Regions from separate parts of the Homo sapiens genome. Here region 2 is linked to region 1. The links are chromatin contacts, found by Hi-C or POLR2A ChIA-PET in ENCODE. All regions are on one chromosome and are shown on one strand. Each heading gives the region's core, a stretch centred on a gene start or an enhancer-like site at or near the end of the contact. The rest is flanking DNA. Distances are from core to core; before and after follow the strand shown. Region 1 holds the start of KEAP1 (kelch like ECH associated protein 1). Region 2 overlaps DNM2 (dynamin 2).

The links. Hi-C counts contacts between places; a loop is a spot of excess contacts on that map. ChIA-PET counts read pairs that join two places held with the same protein, here RNA polymerase II (POLR2A). Pooled maps may share reads with other maps.
Region 2: a pooled map of heart left ventricle shows a loop between it and region 1 (2.3-fold over the local background). The contact joins the enhancer-like site here to the promoter of KEAP1 in region 1. A Hi-C loop is called at or near these places in 5 of 50 pooled maps. POLR2A ChIA-PET finds 5 or more read pairs at or near these places in 7 of 52 experiments (H1, HEK293T, T-cell and 4 more).

Annotation. Positions count from the first base shown.
Region 1 is chr19:10,500,025-10,505,661 of GRCh38, forward strand. KEAP1 (kelch like ECH associated protein 1) reads right to left here and starts at 3,332. Exons shown (of 6, transcript NM_203500.2): 1 at 3,217-3,332; 2 at 1-56. The coding sequence starts at 9. RefSeq lists silencers at 29-323, 2,438-2,717, 2,728-3,347 and enhancers at 1,818-2,067, 2,044-2,599.
Region 2 is chr19:10,763,869-10,769,505 of GRCh38, forward strand. All of the region lies in intron 2 of DNM2 (dynamin 2), which reads left to right. Among named protein-coding and RNA genes, the nearest start is that of MIR4748, 14 kb to the right of the region's middle. Within about 2 kb of position 3,008, at least 21 of the 41 ENCODE cell types and tissues checked have a DNase peak (open chromatin) inside an H3K27ac peak, as active enhancers do.

The sequences.
Region 1 (5,637 bases), core at 2,082-4,581:
TGGCTGCATGGGGTTCCAGAAGATAAGCAACACCACCACCTCTGGCACTCAGGGACCTGGAGGGGAGAGAGCACAGGGCAGAGGGCAGGGGTTGGGACTGGGCCAGCACCTGCCGGGCCTCGTTTTGCAAGATAAAGCAATTCCTAGGTCAGTTTTCCTGCAAAGTAGGTGAAGCAGAATCCATTTGCAAACTTGCAAACTTCCCCGACCTGATCAACCTGATTGGCCCAAGAGCCCATCTTAAAACATACATGAAGTCATGTCTCTCCCCTGCTCTGGATCCTCCAATGCCTCCCACAGTACCTAGTAAAACTGAACTCCTCAACAGCCTGCAAAGCCCTACGCAATTAGCCCCTGCCACCTCTTCCCTTTGATCACTCTGCTTCAGCAATCTGGCGGCCTTTCCCTTTCTAGAGCATGTTGAGCTCATTCCTTCATTTGCCTCACCATTTACTGGGCACCTACTGTATGCCAGGCACTGATCTGGGTGCTGAAGACACAGCAGTGAGCAAAATACAAAAATCCTACCCTGCCAGAGCTGACAACTGCAGGGAGGAGCAATCATAAACTAAAATAAGCAAGACCTGGAAAAACAGCTTCATGAAGAAAATTACAACAGCATTGTGACAACGTGAGAATCGGGTGCAGTTTGTTTGCTTTTTTTTTTTTTTTTTTCAGATGGAGTCTCTCTGTCACCCAGGCTGGAGTGCAATGGCTCGATCTTGGCTCACTGCAACCTCCGCCTCCCGGGTTCAAGCGATCCTCCTGCCTCAGCCTCCCGAGTAGCTGGGACTACAGGCGTCCGCCACCACACCCGGCTAGTTTTTGTATTTTTAGCAGAGACTGGGTTTCGCCATGTTGGCCAGGCTGGTCTCAAACTCCTGACCTCAAGTGAGCCGCCCGCCTTGGCATCCCGAAGTGCTGGGATTACAGGCGTAAGCCACCATGCCTGACCCGGGGTGCAGTTTTTTAAAATCTGGCAGACCAAGCCTCTTTGAGAAGGTGAGGTTGGAGCTGAGACAAGGATGAAAATTATTATAAAGTGGGAGGCTGGGGAGTAGTTTTCCAGGCAGAGGAAACAGTAAGTGCAGTGGCTCAGAGGCTGAGACAGTCAATCTGGAGAATTGGGAAGGAGTGCAGTGAGAGCTAAGGACTTAAGGAAGGGTTTCATGGAAACCCCTGGATCCTGGAGGGCCAGGAGATGAGTTATGTGTTTTGTGTTTTGTTTTTCGAGACAGAGTCTCGCTCTGTTGCCCAGGCTGGAGTACAGTGGTGCGATCTTGGCTCACTGCAACCTCTGCCTCCCGAGTTCAAGATATTCTCGACCGGGCGTGGTGGCTCACGCCTGTAATCCCAGCACTTTGGGAGGCCGAGGCAGGCGGATCACAAGGTCAGAAGATCGAGACCATCCTGGCTAACATGGTGAAACCCCATCTCTACTAAAAATACAAAAAAATTAGCCGGGTGTGGCGGCGGGCGCCTGTAGTCCCAGCTACATGGGAGGCTGAGGCGGGAGAAAGGCGTGAACCCAGGAAGCAGAGCTTGCAGTGAGCCGAGATCGCACCACTGCATTCCAGCCTGGGTGACAGAACAAGACTCCATCTCAAATAAAACAAAAAAAAGATATTCTCATACTTCGGCCTCCTGAGTAGCTGGGATTACAGGCACCAGCCACCACGATGGGCTAATTTTTTGTATTTTTAGTAGAGATGGGATTTCACCATGTTGGCCAGGGTGGTCTCAACCTCCTGGCCTCAAGTGATCCCCCTCCTCGACCTCCCAAAATGCTGGGATTACAGGCATAGGCTGCTGTGCCCAGACGTGAGTTACGTTTCAAAAGGAGTGGGGGATCTCCAAGTGGCTCCCCACAAGTGGATCTGCAAGTTCTCACTCCCCTCTTTCTGGGACTCAACTCAAAGTCTCCTCTTCCCTGTTTTATTGTCATCACTGCGCTTGTCAGGAACTGAAATGACCTCCTTTGCTTGTCTGTTGATCGACTGTCTCTCGTCCCCGGCCCCAGCGCCTCAAATGGCAGGGAGACCTATGTAGGTCGGCGTCGGGCCAACCCTCTCCTGTGCCTCTCGCCTGGGGCCTGGCACTGCGCAGGGGTCAATAAACGGGTGGTTGGCTAACTGCCCTGCCACCGTGCCTGCCAGAGCGGCCTCCTCCACCCTCCCTGGGTGCCACTCGGCCCCCACTCTGGTGCCAAGGCCCTGGGTTTGCCTCTTGGTCTTTGGCCAATCGGTCAACAATGCCCCTTGGGCACCGGGCACTTCCCCCACCCTACAAAGCGGCAAGTGGGCGACTGCGCATGCCCCTCCTGAGCCTCCACCAGGCCCAGTGAGGCGAGGAAGTGACCCCACCGCGGCCTCTCGGCTGCCAACCCCAGAACGCAGATCGAGCCCCTCAACGCCTCGGAGCCCCCGGGCCTCCTTCTGCGCAGCGCCTCCTGGTTCTCTCGCTCGGTTTCCGCCGCTCCCGGGCCACCCCAAGAGTTGCGCCGTCCAACAAAAATATCCACCCAGGTCGCGCCCTCCTGGCCCTCCGAGTCCTGGCGGGGAACTCGGAGGCGCCCTGGGCCGTGGCGCCCGTTTTCCTGGTCTCCGGGCACGGCCGCAGGGGCGCTCGCGGCCCGCGATGCCCGCAGCCCGGGCACATCCCGCCTCACTCACCCCGCCATGGCCGCGCTCCGGCTCCGCCTCCACCGCCCGAGCCCCGGCGCCTCCATCGCTGCGCGTGGGGGAGGCGCGGAGCGCGCGCAGGTCACCATGACTAAGCAGAGCCGGGCGCCCGCCGTGTCACAATAAAAGTCCCCGGGCCCTGGCCTCAGGCGGTAGGGACCGCTGAGGGGCCGCTCCCCACCCCCGCCCACGCCTGCTGTCGCCCAGCTGCGCGGCCACCACGGCGCCCAGCATGGCGGCGGGGCGGGGGCACGCGACCCTGAGCGCGCTTAGCCGCGTGGTCCGAGTCGCGGGGAGTCTGAACCCCGAGTTCCAGGCCTGCGCGCCCCGGCCCGCACCAGGGGTGGGGTGGACACCCCTCCCCGTCGCTGCTGCCCAAGCGCTCACCTCAGCCCCCAGGTCGCCTCCGTAGGGGGTCCCTCGGGGTGGGGATGGCCGGGGCGCGCAGGGGCTCCGGGCACAGTGATGCCACCCGCGCACTGCGCTTCCGGGAAGCCGGGGGACCGCGACCCAGTCCAGGAGATTCCTGCCTTACCTTGGCTGTAGGGGACCCGCGGGCGCCTCCGCCGTCGGGGGGCCTCGGCTCCAGGGCTGCGTGGCCTGCGGGGTCTTGGTTGTCGGTTGGGGAGCGGCCTCGGGACGCCCGAAAAGGAGGCGGGGAGAGGGCGGAAAGGGCGCGGCGGGAAAGGAGCGGCGATTCTCCCGCCCTTCCCGCAGGTGCCCGGCGCCCGTCGGCGAGGAGTGGGGCATCGGGCGGGGGCGCACAGCCAGGCCCCCCTTCTCACTGTCCCTTCCATCTCCCGATTTCGTTGCTGGATGTCTCCTCGCGGGGCTGCGCGCCACCATCTGCTATTCTCCTTTTAACAACGCACAGCGCCGGCCTCGTGGTCCGGCGGCCGCAGGATCTAGGGAAAATTATCTACCTCGCTAGGTTTTCTTTTCTTTTCTTTTCTTTCTTTCTTTCTTTTTTTTTTTCCTTTAGAGACAAGGTCTCGCTCTGATCTGCACGCCCAGGCTGGAGTGCAGTGGCGCAATCGCGGCTCACTGCAGCCTTGAGCTCCTGGCCTCAAGCGATCCTCCCACCTCAGCCTCCTGAGTAGCTGGGACCACAGACAGGCGCCACCACACCCGGCTAATTTTTAGTTTTTGTTTGTTTGTTTGTTTTTCTGTAGAGATGGGGTCTCGCAATGTTGCCCAGGCTGGTCTTGAACACCTGGGTTTAAGAGATCCTGACTCCATTGGCCTCCCAAAGTTCTGGGATTATAGGTGTGAGGCGCTGTGCCCAGGCCTCAGGTTTTCCTTGTCTTTTTTTTTTTTTTTTTTTTTTAATTGAGACAGAGTCTCTCACTGTCACCTGGGCTGGAGTGCAGTAGCTCGATCTTGGCTCACTGCAACCTCCGCCTCCCGGGTTCAAAAAATTCTGCCTCAGCCTCCCGAGTAGCTGGGATTACAGGCGCCCGCCATCATACCCAGCTAATTTTTTGTATTTTTAGTACAGATGGGGTTTCACCATGTTGGCCAGGATGGTCTCAAACCCCTGACCTCATGATCCGCCCGCCTCGGCCTCCCAAAGTGTTGGGATTACAGGCGTGAGCCACCGCGCCCGGCCTTCCTTGTCTTTATTTTTGATTTACTTCCTATCAAGAGGCGTGTGGCACCCGTCTTTGGGGGGTTCAAACCCTGGATCTGCCTCTTACCAGCTCAGTGCCCGTGGGCGCTTACTTAGTTCTCTATGGTTCAGTTTCCTCTCTATAAAAAGTAATAATATAATAGCACCTACCTACCAGATTATCATTAAGACTAAATGCGGGGCCGGGCGCGGTGACTCACACCTGTAATCCCAGCATTTTGGGAGGCCGAGGCAGGCGGATCACGAGGTCGGGAGATCGAGACCATCCTGGCTAACATGATAAAACCCCGTCTCTACTAAAAATACAAAAAATTAGCCGGGCGTGGTGGCGGGCGCCTGTAGTCCCAGGTACACAGGAGGCTGAGGCAGGAGAATGGCGTGAACCCGGGAGGCGGAGCGTGCAGTGAGCCAAGATCACCGCACTGCACTCCAGCCTGCGCCACAGAGCGAGGCTCTGACTCAAAAAAATAAATAAGTAAATAAAAAATAAAAATATTAAATGCGAATGCTGGCTCCCAAGAGACAGAAACCATTGCTATTTTTCATGACTGGGGATACTGATTTGTCATGCACACCGTTTATCATGTAACGTTAACTTTTAAATAAATGTATGTAAGTTTATTTTAAAGAATTCATCTAGGCTGGGTGCGGTGGCTCACATCTGTAATCCCAGCACTTTGGGAGCCGAGGTGGGTGGATCACGAGATCAGGAGTTCAAGACCAGCCTGGCCAACATGGTGAAACCCCCATCTCTACTAAAAATACAAAAATTAACCGGGCGTGGTGGCGGGCGCCTGTAATCCCCAGCTACTCGGGAGGCTGAGGCAGAGAATTGCTTGAACCCGGGAGGCAGAGGTTGCAGTGAGCAGAGATCGCGCCACCACACTCCAGCCTGTGCAACAGAGTGAGACTCTGTCTCAAAAAAAAAAAAAAAAAAAGAAAAAAAAAGAATTCATCTAAATTTCATCCAAATTATAATTATTTTTAAAAGATAGAGAGGCCAGGCGCAGTGGCTCATGCTTGTAATCCTAGCACTTTGGTAGGCCAAGACGGGTGGATCACCTGAGGTTAGGAGTTCGAGACCGGCCTGACCAATATGGTGAGACCGCCGTCTCTACTAAATACAAAAAATTAACCGGGTGTGGTGGTGGGTAAGTGAAGGTTGCAGTGAGCCGAAATCCTGCCATTGCACTCCAGCCTGAGCAACAGCGCGAGACTACGTCTCGAAAGGAAAAGAAAAAAAAAAAAGATAGATGGGATTTCGCCATGTAAGTGAATAATAAATGGAAACTCTAGGCCCCTGGAGCCTCCAGGGTGAATTTGAAA
Region 2 (5,637 bases), core at 1,758-4,257, 260 kb after region 1:
GGGATAGGGAGTGGCAGAGAGGCTGGCATGGCGCCAGGCAAGAGGCAATGGGGGCCTGGCCCTGGTGGTGCGGGCAGATGCCAGGCAGTCTAGACTGTCTTCCAGGCAAGGCATTAAGCAGCATAGGCACCCTTGCTGGGGGAGGTGGGTGGGAGGTAGGACGCCTTACTAAGAGGAGAGGAAAATGAACACATTGCGGGCATCAGTGATTGCTGGGGCCGGCGGGGCCTTGTGGGGTATACACCAGACCACGTGGCTCCTAGGGATTGGCAGCTGGCTCTCTGTGACCAAACTCAGAACCAGGCTGCCACCCTTTACTGGCCCGGGACTTGTTAAAGTGACTTCCCTCTCTGTGCCTTGGTAGCTTCATCTGTAAAATGGGGGTGATGGTGGCGCTGCCATCGTGGCCATGGCACCCCATTGGCTGTGGTATGCTGTCTCTTCCTGTGGGGTCTGATGTCCAAAGACAGGGCCCCCAGGGCGCAGCCCACGTTCCCCTCTGGTTCCCGCAGCTTGCCCTCATTCCAGCCATCCCCAGTGAACCATAACTTCCAGCCATAGAAGTTTAAACATTACCTAAGACCATAACCACCAGGAAGTTTGGTGGCCCATGAGTGAACCCTGCCCTCACTGGGAAGCAGCCCCGTAAACTCTGAGTGCCTGGGACTGTTCCTGTGTGGAATGTGCACAGTGAGGCCCTGTGAACCACCCCTCCCCACCGCCCTTGGCCTTGAACTGGCCTTTGGTGTGCTCACCGGAACCAAGGAAGAGATGTCAGGACCTGGCTCCAGGGCTTCCCATTGGCCTCAGAATCAAATCGAGCCTCCTTCTCAAGGCCTTGTGGCCCTTGCCAGTCTCTGGGACCTCACCTCCTCCTGGTCCCCAGCCACTGCCCCCATCCATCTCCCTCCTGATTCTCAGGCCCAGCTTGCTGGTTCCCACTGCTTGGCCTCTGTGCTCACTGTGCTGCCTGCCTGGAACGCCCTGTTCCCTACCTGCCACTGTCTGCTGCTCACCCGCACCTGGTCACTTGCCGCCTTCGTTCCCCGGTCCCCGGCAGCACGAGTTATCCTGTTCTTGTTTTTTCTTTTTCTTTTTTTTTTTTTTTTGAGATGGAGTCTCGCTGTCGCCCAGGCTGGAGTGCAGTGGCGCCATCTCAGCTCACTGCAAGCTCCGCCTCCCGGGTTCACACCATGCTCCTGTCTCAGCCTCCGGCGTAGCTGGGACTACAGGCGCCCGCCACCTCGCCCGGCTAATTTTTTTGTATGCTTAGTAGAGACGGGGTTTCACCGTGTTAGCCAGGATGGTCTCGATCTCCTGACCTCGTGATCCGCCCACCTCGGCCTCCCAAAGTGCTGGGATTACAGGCGTGAGCCACCACGCCCGGCCTGTTTTTTCTTAATGGACTCTCTCTGCGCCAGCACACGAGAACAGGCATGCAGATCGGCTCTGCCCAGCACAGGGCCTGGCGCCGAGCAGGTGCTCCGCATGCACGGCCGAGTGAACGAGCTCAAAGGGCTGGTGCTGTGCCCCTTCTTGCCTACTGGGCGGGAAGTGATGGGGGTTACTTTACCAAGCATCTTCCCCTGGTGAGCCTGGTCCATCACTCTGCCATTCCATCTGCAGCCTTGTATCTAGAGAGCAGACCAAGCTGGCGTGCGTCAGGCTGTGGGCTGGCTGGGATGCCTGCCCAGGCTGACACCTTCCCAGTGGCAATTTGTCCTGGACTGGGAGATATTTGCGTATTGCCTCGGATTAGAGAGAACTCAAGGGCTAAATGGGCATGGGAAGTGTTGTGTGCTGTGCCCACTTCTTGGTCTGCTGAAGGCTCTCAAAAGTCCTGCATGAGTGGATCCTGCCTGCTGGCGTGGTAGCTAGGGTCTCCTGATGGTGGCAGATCCCCAAGTTGTTCCCCCTGGTCCTGCCTGCCAACAGCAGGTTTGGGAAAGGCAGATCTCCTCTCCTTGCCTTCAGGGCCAGCCTCGTCATTGTGTTCTTTGCTGGGGGAACGGTGAGAAGATCCAGGGCAGAGCCCCAGTGTGCAAAGCACTGGGACCCTAGCCCAGCCCCTGAGGGTTCCCTGAGACTAACAGCTGAGCCGTGTTTGTGCTCCTGATGGGATTTGATCGCAGTCATATGGGAGCCCCGGCACTGGGTTCTGTGTCATTGCATTTTGGGGAAACTGAGGTGCTGAGAGAAGGGTAGGAACCCGGAGCTGGGTGTCGCTAGGCTGTGAAACCACGAGGCACCCCGAAAACTCTCCTCCCTCTCTCCCTCTCCTCACCTCCCCAAACCCTGCTGTCTTTTCTGTTGGGCTGAAGGCAGGTCTTCCCAGCAGGACCTGGGCATTTCAAAATTCTTAAGTAGTGCCAGCGGGCACGTGACCAGTGTGCTTTGAAGATAGGGAGGGCCATTCTCTGACCAAGGGCCTTCGGTCACTCTGGGGCTCCACAAGCTCCTTTGAAACAGGAGGCTCCGAAGACCTCCAGGGTCTCCAGGCCAGAGGTGACTGTGGCCTCTGGCAAGGGGCTGCTTCTTCATGTCCCAGGCCCCCTGACCCTGAGAAGGTGGCAGCTTGCACCTGTGGCTCCCTTCTGGGGACACCTCAAAGGGCCTGAGGTGCAGGGGATTGACTGTTTAGCACAGTGGGGCCCCAGTTGGGGGTTCCTGGGAGTGATGTCCTCCTAGGTTAGAGCACAGATTCTTTTTTCATGGATTTTAATTAAGCAGCTGCTGTATACGAGATGCTAGGGGGAACTGTGATCACACCAAGTCTCTGCTCTCTCAGAGCTCCAGCTTCAGTAGGGGACACAGGCTTGGGAGGGAGGCAGAACCTCTCTCTGGAAAAACCCGCAAGTACAACCAGTGGGCCCACAGTTAGGAGGCCCTGTGGTGGGCGAGGACGGCTGACTCCCTGGCCTTGGCAGCGTGATTGCTGGATGACTGCCCAGATTAATCCTTTACTCCTGCTGTGTGCCAGGCTGGGTCCCTCAGAGTCCCCAGGGCCTGATCACATGCCAGCTGCGAACCTCTCTGAGGGGGCCCGGGCTGACCCTCCTCCCAGGGAGCCCTCCTGGCTCAGGGTGCCGGGTGACAGTGGGGGTGTGTGTGGAGCTATCAAAATGCTTTGCAGTTTGCCGAGGAATTACAGGAACTGGCTTTGGTATCTGGAAATGCCTGTCTGCAGAGGGTGGCTGTGGGGTGCAGCTTGATGGCAGGGACCGGGACAGGCAGAGCCAGGGGTGGCTCAGTGGCTTGTTGGCTGGGCCTCGGCTGCTGCTGCTGTGGACAAGTTGACAGGGAACTCAGTGTTAAGGCCTCTGGCTGATTCTTTGGGCCAGTGGATTGTTAAAAAAAAAAAAAAAATCATCTCATCTCCAGCACTTGAGCGCATGCAGCGTTCCAGAGGCCCAGGCTAGGCCCTCCACTCTATTTCTCTTTTTGTCATTGTTTTGAGACAGGGTCTCTGGCCTCCCCTTGTCATCCAGGCTGGAGTGCAGTGGCGTGATCACAGCTCACTGCAGCTTCAACCTCCCAGGCTCAAGCAGTCCTCCCACCTCAGCCACCCGTGTAGCTGGAACTACAGGCTTGCGCCACCACGCCCAGCTAATTTTTAATTTTTTTGTACATGTAGGATCTTGCTATGTTGCCCAGGCTGGCCTCCAATGATTCTCCCACTTCAGCCTCCCAAAGTGCTGGAGTTACAGGCATGGGCCACTGCTCTCGGCCTGGTGGAAGCTTTTAAACCTCTATTGGGCTGGGCATGATGGCTCATGCCTGTAATCCCAGCACTTTGGGAGGCCGAGGTGGGCGGATCACCTGAGGTCTGGAGTTCGAGACCAGCCTGGCTAACATGGTGAAACCTCATCTTTACTAAAAATATACAAATTAGCCAGGCGTGGTGGCATGCGCCTATAATCCCAGTTACTTGGGAGGCCGAAGTATGAGAATAGCTTGAACCGGGGAGGCAGAGGTTGCAGTGAGCCGAGATTTCACTACTGCACTCCAGCCTGGGTGACAGAGCAAGACTCAGTCTCAAAACAAACAAACAAAAAACCTCTGTTGACCTGGCATTCAGCATTTACTTTCACCATGCCAGGGAGCCCTGTGAAGAAAGGCAGGCAGCTGCGGCAGACCTGGTCGGTGCCTGGGCCTTTTTCTCTGGTGTGGTTCTGTTGCTCACTGACCCACTAGGGAAGAAACGGTTTTCTGGCACCTGCTGTCCATATCCTTCGCCCACATGGAGGGGTTGGCCGACAGCAGAAGGATCTTGGAGGAGAGATCACAAAGAACAGCCCCTGCTGGCCGGGCGCGGTGGCTCACACCTGTAATCCCAGCACTTTGGGAGGCCGAGGCGGGTAGATCACGAGGTCAGGAGATCGCGATCATCCTGGCTAACACGGTGAAACCATGTCTCCACTAAAAATACAAAAAAATTAGCTGGGCGTGGTGGCGGGCGCCTGTCGTCCCAGCTACTTAGGAGGCTAAGGTAGGAGAATGGCATGAACCCAGGAGGCAGAGTTTGCAGTGAGCCGAGATTGCACTACTACACTCCAGCCTGGGTGACAGAGCGAGACTTCGTCTCAAAAAAAACAACAACAACAAAAAAAAACAGCCCCTGTCTTCTCTGATCCCCTGTTGGTTCCCAGCCTGCATGTGACAACCGGGGAAGGTGCCGTGCTCCAAAGTCTGGCATGTGAGTCTGGCTGCCTGGTTCCAGCCCCATCTCGTGTCTGCCCCTGACTGGGCGGACTTGGGTGGGGCAGGTGGTCCTTCCTGGGCCCGTTTCCTGGTCCTTGCGTTGGGGAATGGCCTGAGGTTCCGGGGGAACCTTTTGCAGCTCAGACACCTAGATTCAGCTTGCTGGGGAAGCCTGTGGCAGCCGGGCAGGCAGAACCTCCATTTCTCACCTAACATGCGTGAGTGTGCCCTTGGGGACACAGCAATGACCAAGGCAGATGGGCGTCCCTTCCCTGGTGGCATGGACATTCAAGGTAAAGCTCTCTATATTAGATTTCTTCTCACCCTTTGTCAGATGGTAGTAAGTGTTATGGGGAAACGAAGGCAGGGGAGGAGGGGGCTGGGTGGAGCAGCTGCTGTGGGGAGAGAGATCTGCAGGAGGTGGGGATGCTGTGTGACTTGAGAGAGTAGCTTGCCCTCTCTGGGCTCCTGCCTGTGTGTGCTGGGGGAACGATGGCGCCCACTGCCCCTGGTGCTGTCTTTGCCACATCATTCCTTGGGGACTTCTGCCCACCAGCTGCTCAGACCGTAGCTGTGCTGGCTATGCTCTTCCTGTGCAGGTATTGACTCTGAGTCCTCATACAGCCTGTTATGATGCGCATTTTACAGATCAGTAGACTGAGACCTGGGCAGGCCCTCTGACTACAGACTGAGCTCATTACTGCACACAGCGTGCTGCCAGTACATGCTGGGCTCTGGGGTGCTGGAGCCGCAGGTCCTGGCCCCATCAATACAATCCAAAGTGAGCTGGCTCTGATGAGGAAGAGGCCAAGATGCCCCACTCAGGGAAGTCTTCCTGGGAGAGGTGGTAGCCAGGCAGACCTGGGAGTAGGAGGAGGTAGGGCTGGGCTTTGTAGACACCACACTTGGTGGGACAGAGGCCTGCTAGGGAGAGGG